Linked DNA regions of Homo sapiens: region 1 is linked to region 2. The links are chromatin loops, found by intact Hi-C in ENCODE. Cell type or tissue: PC-9. All regions are shown on one strand. Each heading gives the region's core, and the rest is flanking DNA. Links, peaks and the distances in the headings are about the cores only. Region 1 overlaps C5orf24 (chromosome 5 open reading frame 24). Region 2 overlaps PITX1-AS1 (PITX1 antisense RNA 1).

Evidence for each region. Peaks named below come from ENCODE experiments on the same cell type or tissue, not always from the same donor. Only the 100,000 strongest peaks of a DNase experiment are listed, where the experiment ranks them.
Region 1: it touches region 2 in a loop (4-fold over the local background); 2 of 110 quality-filtered maps call a loop at or near these places.

What each region holds. Positions count from the first base shown.
Region 1 is chr5:134,848,805-134,855,229 of GRCh38, forward strand. It overlaps C5orf24 (chromosome 5 open reading frame 24), which reads left to right. Exons shown (of 2, transcript NM_001135586.1): 2 at 6,094-6,425. The coding sequence starts at 6,097. Among named protein-coding and RNA genes, the nearest start is that of C5orf24, 6.0 kb to the left of the region's middle. In PC-9, for the core only: a CTCF peak has its summit at 2,721 (motif pointing left); no DNase peak of the experiment used is centred there; H3K27ac peaks cover 327 bases.
Region 2 is chr5:135,201,398-135,207,822 of GRCh38, forward strand. All of the region lies in intron 3 of PITX1-AS1 (PITX1 antisense RNA 1), which reads left to right. Among named protein-coding and RNA genes, the nearest start is that of LINC02900, 44 kb to the right of the region's middle. In PC-9, for the core only: CTCF peaks have their summits at 2,376 (motif pointing left), 2,689 and 3,055; a DNase peak (open chromatin) is centred at 2,364.

The sequences.
Region 1 (6,425 bases), core at 397-5,396, 350 kb before region 2:
AAAAAAATTGGGCGTGGTGGCATGTGCCTGTAATCCCAGCTACTCAGGAGGCTGAGGCAGGAGAATCGCTTGAACCCGGGAGGCAGAGGTTGCGGTGAGTCAAGATTGCACCATTGCACTCCAGCCTGGGCAACAAGAGTGAAACTCCGTCTCAAAAAAAAAAAAAAAAGAGGCTGGGCGCGGTGGCTCACGCCTGTAATCCCAGTACTTTGGGAGGCTGAGCGGGTGGATCACGAGGTCAGGAGTTCAACACCAGCCTGGCCAACATAATGAAACCCCATCTCTACTAAATATACAAAAATTAGCTGGGCGTGGTGGCACATGCCTGTAATCCCAGCTACTTCGGAGGCTGAGGCAGGAGAATCGCTTAAACCGGGGTTCCAGAGGTTGCAGTGAGCCAAGATCAAGTCACTGCACTCCAGCCTGGGCAACAGAGCTAGACTTCGTCTCAAAAAAAAAAAGGGAGTGTTTCAACAATAGTTAGCTCGGAAGTGGGAGGAGGAAGGCATTATGGAGTGCAGGGTTAAGCTCACATGCAAATACTTTTTATATAAACATAAATATGCTGCATGTAAATATATAGTGATGGTTATGCACATAAGCATCTAATAGTGCTGATTCCCAACTTAATAAAGTTGAAGTCTGAAAATAGGAAAGGATTGGTTTTAGTTCTGTTTGCGTTTTTAAAGTTAATTATTTACGAGTAATTCTCATATTAAATTCCTTGTCCAGCTTGTTTATTAATTATTAAGTAGAATACTGTACTGATTTCTTGGCAGTAGCAGGGAAGGAATATATAGAACATACAGAAGCCCTGCACTTCAGAAATGTTAAGTCAGTGTCTTTTTTTTTTTTTTTTTTTTTTTTTTTAAAGAGAGAGTCTCACTCTGTTGCCCAGCCTGGAGTGCAGAGGTGTGATCTCAGCTCACTGCAACCTCTGCCTCCCGGGTTCAAGCAATTCTGCTGCCTCAGCCTTCCGAGTAGCTGGGATTACAAGTGCATGCCTCCATGCCCAGCTAATTTTTGTATTTTTTGTAGTGACGGGGTTTCTCCCTGTTGGCCAGGCTGGTCTCGAACTCCTGACCTCAAGTGATCCACCCGCCTCAGCCTCCCAAAGTGCTGGGAGTACAGGCGTGAGCTACCACACCTGGCTAAGTCAGTGTCTCATTATCTTTCCATTGGAATAAATAGCTTTACTCTTGTCAATTTGTGCTTAGAATAGTGTTTTGCATGGAGTTGGCCCTCAATAAATGTGAGTTATGTCAGAACTAAATTTACATAATACAAACTAAAGGCATAAATTCTGGACAATATTGAAGGAATGAAGAAATGGAGATATGTGGTTTTTTGTTTGTTTTCTTTGAGATGGAGTTTGCTCTTGTTGCCCAGGCTGGAGTGCAGTGGCATGATCTCGGCTCACTGCAACCTCCTCCTCCCAGGTTCAAGCGATTCTCCTGCCTCAGCGTCCTGAGTAGCTGGGATTACAGGCATGTACCACCACGCCCAACTAAATTTTATTTTTAGTAGAGATGGGGTTTCTCCATGTTGGTCAGGCTGGTCTCAAACTCCCGACCTCAGGTGATCCACCCGCCTTGGCCTCCCAAAGTGCTGGGATTACAGGCGTGAACCACCATGGCTGGCCAAGATGCATGCTTTTTAAAAATTGCAAGTGTTTTTTTTTTTTTGAGTTGGAGTTTCGCTCTTGTCTCCCAGGCTGGAGTGCAATGTTGCGATCTTGGCTCATTGCAACCTCCACCTTCTGGGTTCAAGCGACACTCCTGCCTCAGCCTCCCGAGTAGCTGGGATTACAGGCGTGCACCACTACACCAGGCTAATTTTTTTTTGTATTTTTAGTAGAGACGGGGTTTTACCATTTTGGCCAGGCTAGTCTCAAACTCCTGACCTCAGGTGATCTGCCTGCCTCAGCCTCCTGAAGTGCTGGGATTAGAGGCATGAGTCACCATGCCCAGCCGCACGACTAATTTTTTAATGGTATGTTTTTTTCAGTGTGGATTGATATCTGAGTCAAGGATAGTGGCATTTTGCCTCTAAAAGCCTAACATAATGTAAGCTGAGACTGTATATCCTGAGTTCTCTGATAGATTATGAATGTTCATATATATATATATATATACACACACACACACACACTACACACACATACATATTTTATACATACAGAAATACATATATTTATTTATTTATTTATTTATTTATTTATTTATTTATTTTTGTTACCCTCCTGGTAAGTCACAGAACTTTTTTTTTTCCCCCACAAAATTTTTGTAAATTTTTGTATTTTTAGTAGAAACAGGGTTTTGCCATTTTGGCCAAGCTGGTCTTGAACTCCTGACCTTAGGTGATTTTCCCGCCTTGGCCTCTCACAGTGCTGGGATTGTAGGCGTGAGCCATCGTGGCCATCCTGGTTGTCTTTACTAATTCTGGCATTTGCTTTTCTTCCATTTGGAAACCAAATCTATTTGACTTTGCAGTAAGAAAGAATTTGTGGATATTTGGTGAGGAAGAGGCTAAAAAGGTGAATAAAAACTTAAGTGAGAATATTTTAAGTTGGGTCTGTGTTTTCATTTTAGTATAATCAAGTGATTTCATGGTGAAGGGTGGATTCCCCGCCCCCCACCCCCCAGGGAACATTTGGCAATGTCTGGAGAAATTTTTCATTGTCAAATATTTAGGGGAAGGGAGAGAGGTGTTGCTACTGACATCTAGTGGGTAGAGGCCAGGGATGCTGCTAAACATTGTACAATGCAGTGGACAAACCACAACAAAATTATCTGACCCAAATGACAGTGCTGCTATTGAAAAACCATGGTATGCTACATTGTAAATTGTTGGTTCTGAAGTTGAATCATCAAAAGTCATATTTGGCTAACCATTTCCTAATGTGTGACCCTGGCAGAATGCTTAAAGTCTGTAAAATAATATTGTATGTTCCTTATAGGCTTGTACTGAGGATTAAATCAGATAATGTGCAAAGAACCAAGCTTATTGCCTGGCACATAACAAAATCCTAAAAAATTGCTAACTTTCAGCCAATACTATGTTTGGAACTCATCTTGAGAGTCTCCTTTTTTCTCATCTGAAATTAGAATTTGAGCTAGTGAAATGATAATTAATAATCTAGTCCTTTTTGTTTTGAGACGGAGTCTTGCTTGTCACTCAGGCTGGAGTGCAGTGGCACGATCTCAGCTCACTGCAACCTCTGCCTCCCGGGTTCAACCAATTCTCCTGCCTCAGCCTCCTGAGTAGCTGGGACTACAGGCACGTGCCATCACGCCCAGCTAATTTTTTGTATTTTTAGTAGAGACGGTGTTTCACTGTGTTAGCCAGGATGGTCTCAATCTCCTGACTTTGTGATCCGCCTGCCTCGGCCTCCCAAAGTGCTGGGATCACAGGCGTGAGCCACCGCGCCTGGCCAATAATCTAGTTCTTGTATCTGTGGGGAATGAGTGAAAAAATTATTCCACTTAATATTTGTGTTTAGCCCAGTCTTGTTTTATGTTCTCAAGTCTAAAAAGCTTTTGCCATAAACAAGTAGCTTCTCACTGTAGATATTTTTCCATCAAATTGAGACTTTAAGCCAGCTTGCCAATTGCTCTGTTGATTCTCAGCAAATGTTTCATAATTTAACAGAATTTGATTCTGTGACTTCATGCTCATTTCCTTTTGCCTTTACAAACTAAAGTAAGTTTACAGTGGTTTTCGCTAACCTTATTACCTGTTTGCAGCCTCTAGGAGTAACTGTTTTCATAACTGAGGTTTTGGTGCACTCTCACATGTATGAAGGGTGCACACAAATATCTCCTAACAACTTGAGGCTGGACCTTAATATACATTTGTGACTCTTTATAAATCCGAATTGGAACCCATATCTTTATCTCTTTTACCTCATCACAACATAATACTGTAGTCTCTATAAAACTGTCATTTCCAGCCAGGCACGGTGGCTCACGCCTATAATCCCAGCACTTTGGGAGGCCAAGGAAGGCGGATCACCTGAGGTTGGGAGTTCAAGACCAGCCTGACCAACATGGAGAAACCTCATTTCTATTAAAAATACAGTCCGGGCACGGTGGCTCACACCTGTAATCCCAGCACTCTGGGAGGCCGAGGCAGGCAGATCACGAGGTCAGGAGATCAAGACCATCCTGGCTAACACGGTGAAACCCCATCTCTACTAAAAATACAAAATATTCGCCGGGCGTGGTGGCGGGTGCCTGTAGTCCCAGCTACTTGGGAGGCTGAGGCAGGAGAATGGCGTGAACCCGGGAGGCAGAGGTTGCAGTGAGCTGAGATCGCGCTACTGCACTCCAGCCTGGGTGACAGAGCAAGACTCAGTCTCAAAAAAAAATAAAAAATAAAATGAAAATACAAAATAAAAATAAAAAATTAGCCAGGCGTGGTGGCACATGCCTGTAATCCCAGCTACTCGGGAGGCTGAGGCAGGAGAATCGCTTGAACCCAGGAGGCGGAGGTTGCGGTGAGCCAAGATTGTGCCATTGCACTCCAACCTGGGCAACAAGTGCGAAACTCCACCTAAAAAAAAAAAAAAAAAAAACCTGTCATTTCCTCTGTCTAAATGATATGGCTATTTAGAGCTAGTTTGTTGTGGTAGTGGTTTTAATAAGTCCTTTATATAAAAAAAAAAAATCACAGGGATGTCCTTACAGACAAAATAGAGACTTTGGACCTTCTTCTTCTTCTTCTTTTTTTTTTTTTTTTTTTTTTTCTATTTCAAGAGCAGGAATCTTGCTATGCTGCCCAGGCTTGTTTCAAACTCCTGGGCTCAAGTGATCCTCCCACCTCAGCCTCCCTTATAGCTGATGCCACCATGCCTGGCTGGACTGTTCTTTAATAAGTCACAGGGCTTGTGGTGTAAGGGAAGATGATCCACACTGTATTTATGATCAAGGGAGAAAGCAATGTTGTACATTCAACTTTTTGTCTTGATAAATACACCTTACAAATAGGAGGTATTGGCTGGGTGCGGTGGCTCACGCCTGTAATCCCAACACTGTGGAAGGCCGAGGCGGGCAGATCACGAGGTCAGGAGTTCGAGACCAGCCTGACCAACATGGTGAAACCCTGTCTCTACAAAAGTACAAAAATTAGCCGAACATGGTGGCAGGCACCTGTAGTCCCAGCTATTCAGGAGGCTGAGGCAGGAGAATCACTTGAACCCAGGAGGCGGAAGTTGCAGTGAGCTGAGATCGAGTCACTGCACTCCAGCCTGGGTGACAGAGCAAGACTCCATCTCAAAAATTTTTTTAAAAAAGGAGATACTTTATTATGGTTGTTATCCATATTTTTGTAGTATAAGTCTTAAGCATTTGTATAATGTTCACTCATTTTAGCTAATGGAAACCTTTGTTTACCTTTTGTATTGGTACTGCCTTCTGTTGGAATGGAGGATGTTTGAAGGGAGTCAGTACCTTGGGCCAAGAGATTGTATTCTTTACACTTGATCTTAGCCAAAAGGCCAAGAAGCAGTAGAGATTGTGTTCATTGCTTGGCACATGCTGTCTTTTGTGAAGTGTAACATATACTCAGGGTTCTGTATAAATAATAAATTACAATAACGATGGAGTGTCCATCTTGTGGAAACTGTTGTCAGGCCAGAAGTATGCATGTGAGAAATACAATAAAAGGCCAACAGGAGGCATTCTAAGAACATCAGGCAAACTGAAAAAAAGAATTGTGTTAATAAGAGTTCTTGGCTTTACTATTATTCTTTTGAGGTTTAGTAATCTAGAAGAGAAAAGCCCACAGAATAGAACATTTGTTTTTGACTTACACACTTTTCTGGTTCCTAATTGGAGAGCATTATAGCTATGAAATCAGTATTATAATAGAGTTATCTTGTATGATGTTTGTCCCATGATTAAATTGAGAAGAAGTGTCCTTGAATCTGCTGATGTGTGTTTGTTTATAAGTGGTCTGGAGTCCTGCCTGTTAGCCTAATTTTATGTAGCCTGCATAGTTGTTGGAAGACAGACTGTTTTCTCACTGAATGCTGCATACAGGTATGTATTTGTGTGTGTGTATTTATATATATTTGTCTTTTATTTTTGGTAGAAAATGATGCATCCTGTTGCCAGCAGTAATCCAGCTTTCTGTGGGCCTGGCAAGCCTTCCTGCCTCAATGAAGATGCCATGAGAGCTGCTGATCAGTTTGACATATATTCCTCCCAGCAAAGCAAATACAGCCACACAGTCAACCACAAACCAATGGTTTGTCAGAGGCAAGACCCATTAAATGAAACACACTTGCAGACTACAAGTGGCAGAAGCATAGAAATAAAAGATGAACTAAAGAAAAAGAAGAATCTCAACCGATCTGGTAAGCGTGGCCGGCCTTCGGGAACCACCAAATCAGCAGGATACCGGACCAGCACAGGCAGACCCCT
Region 2 (6,425 bases), core at 666-5,665:
AGATTTATTTCTGAGTATTTTATTATTTTCATTGCTATTATAAATGGAAGTTTCTTTTCTGTTTACATCTTATAATTAGTTATTATTTGTGCCTATAAAGGCCACTGACTTTTAGTGTTTATTTTATGTCCTACTGACTTGCTGAATATTTTACTGTTTGAGTTAGTTCAGTGGCTCTCAGTATATGGTTTGGGTACCCTTGGGGGTTCCTGAGATTTTACTAGTGAATTCACAAGGTCAAAACCATTTTCATGTTACTAAGACTCTCATATTTATGATACTAAGACATAATTTTCCCTTTTAACTTTCATTCTCAAGTGTACAGTGGAGTTTTCTGGAGGCTATGTAATGTGTGCTATCATAATAGATTGACTACAGAAACATGAAAATCCAGCCGTTTTCTATTAAGCTCAACAATAAAGAAATATTTAAAAATGTAAAATGTTGTCATTCTTCTCACTGAAAGTTTTTGTTTATGGTTATTTTTCAAAAATATGCATTTATATTCTTACTTTAAAATTAATATTTAACATTTTCTCAGCTTTAGTTTCTAATCTGTAAATATCAATAGATATAACCCACATAAACAAAAGCTCTTTGAGGTCCTTGATTTTTAAGAGTGTAAAGGAATTTTGAGAATAAATGTTTTGAGAACTTGTGAGTTTTATCATTTATTCTTTAGGATTTCTTGATAAATTACTGTGTCCTCTGCAATAGAGTTAGTTTTTTGTCTTCTTTTCTAATCCTCAAGCCTCCTTTTGTTTTCTCTTGTCTATGTTAGCTAATACTTCCAGCACAATGTTAATAGCGGAAAAGTGCCTTGTTCTTTCCTTTTGTGGGAATACCTCTAGTGTTTCCATATTAAGTAGGATGCTGAGGTGCTGATTGTATTGTTTTATTTACTGAGTTTCTTTCTCTATTTGATGTATTTTCATTGTTGTCTAAAAATTCTTTTGGCATTTAGAAAGGCTTATGTTTTTGATCTAGTGGTTGCCATCATATTTATACCTTTTATAGTGCCCTTAATTCTCCCCTTTCTTAAACTTTTACTATCTAGTCTGTCAGTTTTACATGATATCCTTTGACTCTCACCTGTTACCTAAACGACAATCAATGGTCATATTTTGCTTTCTCCTTTGGTACTATTTTAAGATTACATTCTTTCTACTTTGTCAGAACATGTCATATTTACAGAATCTTCTGATACCATGACCCCACCCTAGTTTTAATCTTAGCTCTGTAATTAAATGTATTAAATGATTATCGGTTCTTTTGCAGAAGCTCCCCCAGTTATCACTTGGTTGGATGAAGGATGGATATAAAATCCCTACTCACTATAAAATCCCTACTCACTGCCAGGAAGTACCTTCCTGGCAGCCAGTACTGTGAACTAAGTTTCAGACTCATGTTCATTATTTTGCATTTAGTGCTATACTTTTTACCTCTCTGGGGTGATTCAGAGTTTCTTGAAAATGCTGTTCCACTCTTACCCAATTCCGTGTGTTGTTCTTAGAAAGCCTGAGGTCAGCCTACATTTTTTATCAGAATAAAATTTGACCTTTTTGCCTGAAAGTCATGAAGATTTTTTATTTGTCATAAAAATCTAGTAGTTTTACTAGGATATGTTTCAGAGTTGTTCATTCTAGATCATTTCTCCAAGCCACACAGTGGACCTTTTCATTATGTTGATTTAGGATTTATCTTATTTCTGGAAAGTTTTCTTGGGTTATATTTCAAAATATTTCTATTTTATTGTTTTATTTTTCTTCTTCATGGACTCCAATTATACATAGGTTAGCTCATCTTTGCCTGCCTTCCATTTCAACCACTTTCGCTGATTTTTTTTAACCTCGTTCTCAATTCATTTTCATTTGGTTTTTGTTTTACTACCTTTGTAAATGCTCCCTATTAAATTTTCATTTGAACTTATTCTCTCTTGGGCACATTGTAATTTGTTCTTCATTTCTGAAATAGTTTTGGTCTTTTTCTTAAATTTATTTCCTGAAATTGATCAACTCCCATTGCATTTCTTCCTGATTTTAAAAGGTTCTCTTCTAAGTTTTAAATCTCTGATTCTAGTTTTTTTAAACAATATTCAAATACTTATTTTATAATATTTAACTCAGTTTGGAATGTTACATGACAGTTTACTTCTGCTTCATGGTTGATTTTCTTTGTGGGGGAGAATTTTAATTAGTTGAAATGTTTTGGTGCATATTTTATCTTTAAAAAAAAAAATCAGCTCCACTGATTAGCCGAGGAATACTAATAACAATGTGGAGTTAGTACGAGTTTTCCCTTTATTCCTAGGCATTTTGTGGTGAGTGCCTATTTCAAGAGTGCCCTCTTCTGTCAATATGATGAAGTGCAGTTTATTGAATGAATAGAGGGAGTAGGAGGGCTTGTCTTGTTTTCTGTCTTTTTTTTCCCCTGCAGTATGCTTAATTTCTTCTTTTTCTTTACTGCCATATCTCTAAGAGACACCTATTTTCTATTTATTTTCTTCTCTTCCCAAAAGCAGTGCTTCTCTGACATTGTCACTTCTGACCCTACTCACTTTCAAGTACCTTCCTGACGGCCATTACTGTAAACTACGAAGTTCCAGACTTATGTTCATTATTTTGCATTTAGTGCTGTACTGTACCTCTCTGGGGTGATTCTGTTTGTCTTGTTTGTTCTCTCTCCTCCTTTTGTTTCCATGGAATTTCTTAAGACTCCCGTTTCCTGCCTTCTACACCTACAGATTTCCAGTAATGGTAGGTGCTTTGTTAGAATTTGGTACTTCTCTACTGAAATGTAATTTGGAATTCATAGTATTATGTGACTCCTAGTAATGACAAAGACATGAGTCATACATAGATTTTATTTTTGCTTGTTGTTTTTTCCCCTTTGTTGATGTTAATTTTTTTTTTTAAGCTGTTTGAAGTGGTTTGGATTTAGGAAGCCACCATTACCTTTCAGACTTATTGCTCTTTAAACAGTGAAAACATTGGTTTTCAAAGGAATCTTTGTCATTTCAACAAATGCTTTAAAAATTACTTGGATTAATATAGTTGGTGTTGGTAAGACCACCGAATGTGTTGATCATGTTTTCACTTATTTTCAGTGGGAGAAATGCCCCCTGGTGGAAGATTTTAGAAATCTTTTCCTACAGGAGAGGATGCAAACCTCTCTTGGGAGAGAGGAGGCCCTTATGGAAAGAGAATTGTTTCTCTTTTAAAAAATAATTTTAATTTTAATTTTTAATTTTTATTTTAAAATTTTATTTTTTTAGGTTCGAGTGTACATGTGCAGGTTTGTTACATAGGTAAACTCATGCCGTGGAGGTTTGTTGTACAGATTATTTCATCGCCCAGGTACTAAGCCCCAGTAGTACCCAATAGTTATCTTTTCTGCTCCTCTCCCTCCTCCCACCCTCCACCCTCAAGTAGACCCCAGTGTCTGTCGTTTCCGCCTTTGTGTAAAAACACTTGTCCTGTGGAAGTCATTTCAATTTTAATGCTAGCATTTTCTACCATTCCTTAGGGTTCAAGAACTCCTGCTCTCATCTATGAGAAGCTGGTCATTGGCATATTGTTAAGTATTTAGTACTTTTCTTTTAAGCATTAAAAATAGTCAAAGTTTTTACATTTTGTATCTTGGTAGAGATTACTTGTCCGAGCCGCCTTCTCTTCACCTTTACAGTTAAGAAGAGCTTTGGTGGCTGCTAACTAGGGAATCACAAAATCAGGAGATTGTCTTTCCAGTGAAGTAACCACATATTGATTCCTTCTTGGAGTGGCTGATTTGGTGTCTCCATCAGGGGTTTCTTAAGGCTTTTATTACTCAATTTCCAATAATTGCCTTTTTTTTTTCCCTAAAGGAATCTTCAAAACAACTGAAAGTAGTATAGGCAAAGATTTCTTGAACAAGTTGCTAAAACTATTAATCGTACAAGAAAATAAGCTTATACATTAGACAACATTAAACCTACAAACTTTTCCTTATGAAAAGACAGCATTAGGAAAATGAAGAAGCAAGCTACAGCATAGAAGATACTTGCAAAACCTACAACTGATAAGTGACTTGTGTATGTATATAACAACTTTTACAAACTGATAAGACAAAGAGGACAGCCCACTAGAAATATGTGCAAAAGACTTGAAAAGGTACTCCATAAAAGGATATGCAGATGGCCAAAAAATAAGAAAAACTGTTTGGCTTAATTAGTCATTGGGGAAATGCGCATTAAAAGCACAATGAGAGACACAACACATCAACAAGAATGACTAAAGTGAAGCAAAGCAACCCAGAAGATACCCAGGTGTTGGCAAGGATGTTGAACACCAGAAATCTCATACGCTTTGGATAAGTTAAACATATGTCTTCTTATGACCCAGACATTCCATTCTATGTGTACAACAAACAGAAATGCATACATATGAACCTCAAAAGACATATGGTATAATGTCCATAGTAATACCATTTGTAATAGCTCCAAATTGGAAACCACCCAAGTTCCCATCAAGAGTGCATGGGTAAGTGAATTGTGGTTTAAATTCATACTATGGAATACTATACCGTAGTGGAACTAAACAGTCCACAATTATATGTAACAATATGGAATGAATCTCACAAGTATAAAGTTGTCCTTCAATAAAAAGTAGAAACAAAACAAGGAAACCAAGGGACAAAAGTAGCTGGGTGAAAACTAGAAGCTGATGCTCAGATGGGAGGTATTCCTGTGGCTTTGTGTTTGTAACAAGATCCTCCACATTCAAAACAGGTTGGCAAGGACTTCCAGTCTTAGTTGGGCCCCCAGCCCACTGAAGGGGCCAACAGGGCCACCTGGCCAGCCTCTGAGCCGTGGTTCTGGGGCAAACAGGAGGGGGAAAGCCTTGGCCTGGATAAAATCTAAAAACAAAGACAGGGTCTCTTCACCATCAGAAGTTCTAGTTTTGAGAATTTCTTTTTGTTTTTAATTAAATTTTAATTACCCAGGCCATATAGAAATATAGTTTCTTGTAAATTTAAAACATACGATGTCTTGGGTTTGCCTTAAAATAATATAGGGCTGGGAAGTGGGTAGGCCCATGGTTGAAACAAGATTGACCATGAATTGATGATTGTTGAAGCTGGGAAATGGATACCTGGGACCTTGTTACGCTATTCTGTTTTTGCCTGTGCTTGAAATTTTCCATGATACAAAGTAAACACACGAGCATATAATTACTGCAAAGGCTAATGCCACTATAGATCGCCAAGCCTCAGCTACCAGTGCCTGCTGCTCTCTTCCTCCACTGCCCCCTCAGTGGATAACTTGAGTGTTGTCTTGGGAGGAAACAGATGGCACATTCTAACTAGGATAATTTTACTATAAGGACAAGATTGTAAAGTTGTGGGCAGGGGAATCCACAAAGCATAGTGCGGCACTCCAGGGCTTGCTACAGCAGAAAGCCTTTCTCACCTTAGGCCCAAAGAACAAGAACCTGGAAGAGGAGAGTGTGGGCACCTTGAAAGGAGCCATAATCTTTGGCTGAGGGAAGTGGCCAGTTTTTGGAGACCTCCTGGTGGGAGGACTGGGAAAATAACTACTTTTGCACCAACCTAGTAAGTATTCCAACCTCATTCTCTCCCCTTCCTTTGGTCTCCTGCTGGTGCTGCAAGGCAGCCCACTGATGCAGTTCATATAGAGCCACCTCCTGGGGCCCAGAGGGTGGATCGTGGCCCTGCAGGGGCAAGTGGAAGATATCTGATAGAGGGTGGGTCTTGTCAGATGTTTTTCCGTGCATTTACGTATGTGTCTATGAATCCAGAGACAGTATGTGGTTTTGTTTTCATTGCTTGTTTGATATCCATGGGATCATACAGCATGCTTCATTCACAACTGTGGCTCTTACTCGTCAGTGCCCCAGTGTTCTTCCTGTGCCAGTACATCAAGATCAGCCTTGTTCTGTTCTTGTGGCTGTTGCTGTTCCACAGTGTGAACATGATGTAGTTCATTTTGCCATTCCCTCTTGGCAGAACTTAAGTTGCTTCCTTCTTGAGAACTTGTTGTCTTCCCTCTGGGAGCTCTCTTGCCATCTTGGGAACATCTGGGAAGGAAGTTGCCATATGCAATATATCGTTTGCTCCCATGGAGTCTCATGCATGGCTGAAAGCTTTTTTTTTTTATTGTATATATTCTTTATCTGTCCAAACAGCCCTGATTTTTGGCAGCTGGGACTGGTAGGAAGAGAGTCAGGTGGGGAAGACAATGAGGACTAGATCAGGCACTGGAAGACTTGGGTTTGAGTTTGAGCTTTGCCACATTGTCACTTGTGACCTTGGGCAAGTCCCTTCGCCTCTCTGAACCCCAATTTTTCACCTGCAAACTGAAGATGATACTCATGCTTTCTCTGCTTGCCTTCCTGGATCCTTGTAAGGGTACCCTGAGACAAAGGATG